Linked DNA regions of Mus musculus: regions 1 and 3 are each linked to region 2. A link is a loop called in an ENCODE intact Hi-C map of the cell type or tissue named here. Cell type or tissue: left cerebral cortex. All regions are shown on one strand. Region 1 overlaps Gm32307 (a long non-coding RNA gene). Region 2 overlaps Gm32224 (a long non-coding RNA gene). Region 3 overlaps Gm32307 (a long non-coding RNA gene).

What was found. Peaks named below come from ENCODE experiments on the same cell type or tissue, not always from the same donor. Only the 100,000 strongest peaks of a DNase experiment are listed, where the experiment ranks them.
Region 1: a loop joins it to region 2, with 2.0 times the contacts of the local background. A loop is called at or near these places in 4 of 42 quality-filtered maps.
Region 3: a loop joins it to region 2, with 2.4 times the contacts of the local background. A loop is called at or near these places in 3 of 42 quality-filtered maps.

The regions. Positions count from the first base shown.
Region 1 is chr14:25,184,772-25,187,271 of GRCm38, forward strand. Gm32307 (a long non-coding RNA gene) reads right to left here. Exons shown (of 3, transcript XR_874431.2): 3 at 715-1,140. Among named protein-coding and RNA genes, the nearest start is that of Gm32307, 13 kb to the right of the region's middle. In left cerebral cortex, a CTCF peak has its summit at 1,366; DNase peaks (open chromatin) are centred at 1,419 and 1,877; H3K27ac peaks cover 1,790 bases.
Region 2 is chr14:25,135,899-25,138,398 of GRCm38, forward strand. It overlaps Gm32224 (a long non-coding RNA gene), which reads left to right. Exons shown (of 5, transcript XR_383270.2): 4 at 1-1,984. Among named protein-coding and RNA genes, the nearest start is that of 4930572O13Rik, 6.1 kb to the right of the region's middle. In left cerebral cortex, a CTCF peak has its summit at 1,534; a DNase peak (open chromatin) is centred at 1,641; H3K27ac peaks cover 953 bases.
Region 3 is chr14:25,195,041-25,197,540 of GRCm38, forward strand. The region is part of intron 1 of Gm32307 (a long non-coding RNA gene); the gene reads right to left. Among named protein-coding and RNA genes, the nearest start is that of Gm32307, 2.8 kb to the right of the region's middle. In left cerebral cortex, a CTCF peak has its summit at 958; no DNase peak of the experiment used is centred here.

The sequences.
Region 1 (2,500 bases), 49 kb after region 2:
CAGTGTGTCATCACCGTGGCTTCCCTGGATTTCTTCCTAGTCTGTGGGAGCTGCTGTATGATCAACTGGGGCTAGGGGGGGAGCTAATTTTCAAAGGTCCCCTAAGCCTGAAAGGGGGAAGAGCCTGGGCTTAGGGATTGGGGACAGGGGAATGGCTCTGGTGATCTCAGAGGCCAACTCTCCCACACCGGAGTGCCCCTGTGGTGCACAGCAGAAGATGTGAGAGTGAGGGAGAGCAGGATGCTGGAGCACCAAGCTTCACTGTCCTCCCCTGGAAACTCAAGTTCCAAAATGAGGTTTGAGCATCTACTGAGTTCTGTAACAGGATGTGGTGTAAGGGACATGAAGTTTCTTGGTTTATGACATTTTTAGGGTCATGAGGGGGTCAAGATATCATAGCTGGTGAGAGCTACCCACAGGAGCATTGGGGGCCAAACACCTTAGTACCAAGGTAGACAGGGAAACCCTGCACACAGTCCAAAGGAGGTAGTACTGAGCTATGACATAAAAGACATTTAAGAGTTAGATAGGGCAGGGAGACATGGGGGTGAGTAGGTGTGTGGCATGAGCCAGGATGAGCCTGGTAAGTGTTCGATGCAATAAGAAAGTGCATTTTGGTTTTCAGTCTGGGAAGGCAGGGTGGGGCTACTATGGGAGTTCCAGGAGGAAAAAAAAAAAAAAAAAAAAAAAACTTTGCAGAGATGGAAAGCAACCTTGGGTGCAAAGAAGTCAGAATTTTATTCTGCTCCCTCCGGCGGCTGATGGAAGCTGTTCAGCCAACTGCAGAATGAACAAATTTGTAGTGCAGAATGATCACTCAGGCGGCTAGAGGGCACGAGCTGGGAGCAGGAGCCGAGCAGAAACCTATTGCTTCACCCTTGAGAGATGATCAGAGCTGAGGTGCGATGGAGGGGAAGGAATGGATGCACGAGGCTTTGGAGGGAGGGCGTCACGCACAGGGCACAGTGACCTCACACAAGCCCGGTTGGCAGGCCTGTCTCTAGGTCACAGAGATAATGGACCTGGTAAGCTTTGGAAAGCATGGAACACCTCGCCCTGGCAGGGACTGGTTTGAGCTGGATCCTGAAGTGCAGCCTCTCTCATCTTCTCCTGGGAGTCTCTCCTCCCTGCTTTCCTCGCCTGTAAGCAAAAGAGAGAGGGGAGGTGAAAAACAGACACATTAAGTGCCAAAGCTTATGTTAATACAGCATTAAGGTTGAAAATGTAATCTCCTAGGAGTCAGGAAATTCCGAACAAGGGGTTTCCATAGCAACTCAGCCACACTGCTCCTCTGTCCATTTGGACCCTGTTTTCCTTGTTAAATATGATCCCGTCGTATATTATATTTTAACCAGCTAAATGTGCTACCCACAGCACACAGAGCTCTAGCGATGGCTCACGAAACTGCCAGAAACAAGTGTGTGCACGCGCATGCACATGCATGGCAAAGAGCAGGTGCCTGCCAAGTGAGCCTGACATAGCACAGCCACATCCTGGTATCTAATAAATGAGTCATAATTGCATTAAGAACAGCTCCCCGATACATCAGTGAGCAAGGGCTCTGCAACCTTTGTGCTCAGAATGGATGGACCAGAGTGTCCACTCTAGGGACCCAGAGGGTGGGTGGTAGGCACCGCAAGACTCCTCCCAGATGCCAGCCTGAATGGTCAGGAGCCCTCTCAGATGGCACTGTCAGGATGTGGGTCAGAATTACCTGGTCCACTGACTCTTCATGAGTGCCAGCCAATCAGAGATTATCTGTCACTGTTCGTTAACATCCCCGGCATTCGCCCACACAGCAAGCACACAGGCAGAGGAAATGTGACACCCCCCCACACACACACTCCCCGCCAAGCACACACAGCAGAGTGGACAAAAGCTTTCTCTGTGACTGCAGGGACGTTGGGAGCTAGGAAGATGGACAGGAGGTGGGGCAGTGGGATGACTAAGTAACAGAATGTGTGAAACATCTGCCTTATCATGCAGTGGAAAAAGGCTGGAATTTTCCACTCAGGCTGCTGGGGCTTGGTTATCTCCCAGACATGTGGTCTTCAGCAAGTCCCTTAATTTCTCTTTGTCTTAGTTTCTCATCTGCAAAATTGGGATAAAATTACCATTAACCTCACACAGGCTTGTTGGGGGATTAAATGGGATAATTGATGCACAAGCTTGCTGGAAACTTCTAAATCCCTAAGACACATGTCAGGCTGCCACGGAGCTCTAGAAAACCATGCTGCCTTCTGGTGACATATAATGGCGTCTAGATAGTTTTGTGCTTGATTCTTAAACCTTCCAGTGGGTCCAAGATGTATTAAAGGGTCTAGAGCAACGGTAGCCAAATATTGTCTGGGAAGTACGTATGTTGAGCTTTGGAGGCCATATTGTAACTTCTTTGCTCTAAGCTGTACATAAACAACTGAAAGAAGCTGGATTTCAATAAAGCTTTATTTTCAAAAGCAGAAAGCAGTCAGAGATTCTGACCTGTGGGCTGCAGTGTGCT
Region 2 (2,500 bases):
TGAAGATCGGTGAAGGAAGCACAAATGTAGTGCAAGAAACAGAAGATCCCACACAGCTGCCATGAAGCTGAGAGGCAGAGGCAAAGCCTTACCTGGAGCCTAGGGTCCGGACTGGACTGTAGCCCTGCCATGCCTGTGCCCTCTTCCCTGTAGCCAGTGGCTTTTCCCTCCCCACGTTCTGGCTCCTCTGTGAAGGCCACAACACTAGAACTTTCAGGCTCTGCATGGCCTGGATGATGGGATTCTTTCTGCAATTCCACAACTTTTGATAAAACTAACAAGTTCAAGCCGGGCATAGTGGCACATGCCTTTAATCCCAGCACTCGAGAGGCAGAGGCAGGCAAATTTCTGAGTTTGAGGCCAGCCTGGTCTACAAAGTGAGTTCCAGGACAGCCAGGGCTATACAGAGAAACCCTATCTCGGAAAAAACAAAACAAAACAAAACAAAACAAAAAACTAGCAAGTTCACTGCTGGTTGCCTGGAAGATTATCTCTGTAGGATTCCCCATGTTAACATTGGCAACATTCTAAAAGAGTCTCTGTAGGACACACTCTAGTCCATATCTGCCACTGTGACAGAACACTATAGACTAGGTAAAGTAGGAGGAGCAGAGGTCTATTTCTTAAGCTCATAGAAGCAAGCAAGCATGACAATGGAGGAATGCACCTGGTGAGGCCCCGCTTGCTGCACTAGAATATGGCACAGGGCACCACATAGTAAGAGGGAGCTAGTGATCTGTCTGATGCCCTCAAATCCCTTTAGAGGGGGTGTAAACTCACCCACCAAGGTGGGGTATAAACCTTATAAGCTGGGCACCCTCCCATGGTTGTGTGGAGTAATCACACTACGGACACATGAGCCTGGGATCGCACTCACATCACAGCAGGGCCACACTGCCCTTTGTTACTGTTGTTGGGGTCTGGCCAATGAGGGAATATGGTGCCATTCATACAAAACCCACTAAGGAACTCAGTCATGTTCTACAGAGTTTCTGTGAGCAACAACAACAGGCCACAAAGCACTCATAGCCTCATAGATCACCCAATTTCAAGAACTAATAAGCAGTAGAAATAGTGTCCAACACAGACACAGGAGAGCCCAAAGCTTAGATGCCTACCTTTCCATAAAATCACCTTGATGCCAAATGTGATGGGAAAGAACTGTCATCCCAACACTTAGGAGGTTCACAAGTTGGAAAATAGCCTGGGTTAGCAAGTGAGATTTTTGTCTCAGAAAGACATCTCTCAAAAGCAAAGCACAAAAGCTGGTCCCTGGGTTTTCTGACTCCTGAGAGTCCCTGGGAAGTAAAATTCCCAGTGTGTCTGTCACTTTTATTACACAAAGAATGTCCCCGTCCTAAGAGTCCTAGCAGGGGCTTCTGCCCGTGCTTTGAGTTCACCTGCACAGGCATGAGACACAGAATGACTCTCCAGGCAGATTTCCTTCCTGGAGCTATTCTCCCACACAGATTGGAGCAGCCTGATTAATCAGAAGGGATGCTGTGGAGAATGCCATCAGACATCTTCCACCCCCTTCCAGCAGGGGAGGAAGCCTCCAGTCACTCTCTGGCTGCAATCAGAGCTTCCTGCTTGAGCATGAAGGTGAGATGGTAATGAGCACCATCACTGCCTGGAGGAGGACTCCCTCCACGAGCCTGCTTCATGAAGGCTACCACGTAAATCACGCCGGGCTCCAGCGCCAGCACAGGCCCCGCACCCCCATGTGTGGGGGTTAGAGAACCAGCCGAGTCTATGCCGATCCTCACCTGTGGGTTGATTGCAGTAGTTATGGGTTAATTCACTCTCAGACTTGGAGGAGTCATGTGCACGGATGTTCTTGCCATTATTGTAAATGTGAGTCATTTCACCTTCACGGCCCAGGCATGTAAGAAGACCGTTGATCGAAGCAAGCAGAATCATCCTGGCTCCGCTGGTGCTTTGTGGGAATGTACTTTCAAAGAGATGAGTTCGCTTTGATATTAGAGTTAAGTTTCCCCTGAGTCAAGGGCTTATTCCCTCATCCTCTGAACAAATATTTATTGAGTATCATGTACTATCTGAGAGAGCATCTCTAGACCTGGCAGTGTGGCCACAAACAGGGCATGGCTTCGGCTTCTGCTCTGGTAGGGCTGACATTGGGGTTCTATTTGGGATGTGAAGAGCCTGTTTCTTCCGTTCTCAGGAGGCCATTCAGAGCTTGGGAGCTATCCTTATAAACCGAGACAGGAGAATCACGTTTTGGAAGTCAGCCTCATAACTTGGCATCTCTCAATCAGGGAGAAAACAAAATGTCTTAGCAAACAGGAGTCAGTGATCTTGAAGTAGGCAGAGCATTGCTGAGCAGATCGACTGGCTGAGAGGCACAGCAGGTCTGTCTAAACTCCAGTTTCCTCCTCAACTTCCTGGTGCTCTGACATTAGACTGGTCAAGGTCAACCTCTGAGCCACTATGACACTTGGAATCCAAAGTGCTTGATGCCTGATGCTTAGCAGAGCCTCTG
Region 3 (2,500 bases), 59 kb after region 2:
AGTTCCCTGCTATGCCTCACGGGAACAATGTTAACAACTCCTCTTTGCACAGCTACTAAGAAGATCGTATGAGTTGATGGCTAGTACTTAACACAAAGGCTTTCTCAGACAGCTAGAAAGAAATGACTCAGTGCCGGTCACCCTGAACCCTCGGGAGGTCACACACAGGTCCCTGTCTGCTGATGGGTGCAGCAGCTCATCATCACGCAGACTGGAGGAGTGGAGACAAGTATGTGGCCACCAGGAAACCCCTGTATCTGCCCAGTAGGTCCTGCCAGAGACGTCCACAGAGGAGCCGTGAGCATGAGTAGCTGTCTGTATCTGTTAGTGCAAGCAGGGGTGGAATATTAAGCACTTTACGACAGGACATATATCTACAGCAGAATGAGCTGCCTCTTGTAAAGCAGGCCTTGTCCAAGCAAAAGGCAAATAAGCCCATGTCTCAGGCCCAGCCCATCTACCTACAGCTGCAAACTCCCACTGCACGGTCACCAAAAGAATTCCTGGGACTTCACATCATCGTGGGGTCCGTCAGCAGCACAGGTGCAGTTTACTCTTTCGTTCCAGGGATGTTATGAGCAGCTAGCTGGGCCACTTTCTTGTGGGCTGGGGGATGGTAGAAATGAAAGCCGAGCAGCATAAAATCGAACGTGAGAAGCTACCACACAGGAGACAGGGTCTGTAGGGTTGGCTGCTATCCACTGAGGAAGATGGGGTTTCCTGGGGATCGGAGCTACTGTGATAGATTGAAAATATGAAACTTGGCTTGTCTCAGGGCCAGTGGCCGGTGGTCCTCACATCCTCATGGTAGAATACAATGACTGACTCAGCTGGCTCAGACACCGAGACAACTCTCTAACAGGCTGATGGCGCCTCTAAGAAAGCCTCAGCTGAACAGCTCTTCATGCTGATGGAGAAGGACGGGCTATTTCAATGGGTTTATGCGGTAATGTGGGTTTGCTGCCCCTAACGGCAGAGTTGTAGTCATTTCATTTGAAGTACCTGAAAGGATTCAAGATACTTTGCAGCCCTCCTAAAACACATTTCTAGGTAACCTACAGCTTCCAGGCACATGATTAAAGAGCCCTGTTTGCCTAAGTGTATGCTGTCCCTAAGCTTCCCCCTAGGGTCTAAAAATAATGTCACTAAGCTCTCACAGGAGTGGAGAGAAGAGGTCCCCGAAGCCCTTCATTCCCACTATCTCACTCTCTCATCACAAGACCCTTGTGGGGAAAAAATTCAATTTCAACCCATCTTCTAGATATAGAAACTGAGGCCAGACAGACTTTACTGTGGCATGTGTGAAGCAGTCCCACTGTTGCTGAATACTTGGCACACAATGACCTCTGACTCTAGCCAATAGATTGTTGTCCTTTCCCAAGGAACTTCTGGTCTACCCAGGAGCCAGACAAATATTAAGATAGTCATCAATGTCAGAAAGAATCAACTGTAAACTTCATAAAGGAAGGGTGAGGACACTTGTCTGAAAAAAGAACCATTACTGCACAGTCAAGATACAGATGTCCCAGACAGACAGGGAAGACAGTACAGAGCTGTAGATACCCTATTTCTGAAGGGTGGACTGTGTGTCCACAGGGACAGAAGCAAGTGTCAATATTTCTAAGGACCCCATGTTGAGCTGAACCTTCTGGCCTGGATATGCATTTGAACACAGGGATTGTAGCCTGCGCCCAGCTCTCTGGAAACACCCAAGAGTCCTGACAATCCAGCTCTCCACAGCATCCCCACACTACCTCAAGTCTCTCCTCTGCCTGACCTTGAACCACTCCACAGCTGTGTGCAGAACCCTGAGCTACCTCCCACCCCTAAGTGTGACCCTTGCCAACTTGTAGTACCCTTCTGGCCACCCTCTCTCTCTCCAAACAAGTCACCAGGCAGCATTCCTAGGAGGCTAGGGAGGGGGCCAAGGATGAGGGCTGGGTAGGAGCCTGAGGGCTGTGTGGCGTTCACGAGCTGTACATCTGGAGAGGAAGACAGGAATGTTTGTGTCTGACTTTAGCTAATATCCTAGGAATTTCTCCTGGCGTTGCGGAGGGCTCCTAGGGGGACTGCAGAGCTGTGATGTCTGGGTTCTGGGGCAGGCGGGCTCAACTCAAAGCTTCTTTGTCTTCTCACTCCTCCTCTGCATCAGCCTGGCCATGTGTCTGTCTGTCTGTTTGTCTGTCTGTCTGTCCGTGAGTACTGGAGTGTGTGAGGATGTGTGGGGGACATCTTTACATGTCCGTAACTGTGTACTTGTATGTCTTATGTGGGTGCCAGCATGGATTATGCGTGTGTGTGTGTGTGTGCCTGCGTGCGTGCTTGCGTGCATGGGTGTGGCTCTGTCATGTGACTCTGTTATCTTCATCTCTCCAACTGTCTGAGGGTCAGTCTCCCAAGGCACCTGTCCCTGTGTGCCACTGGGCATTGCCCATATAGCCCTGCCATGCCTGTGACTGCTTGGGTCTCTGGAGTTTTGCCTTCATCTTCTCTTCTTCCT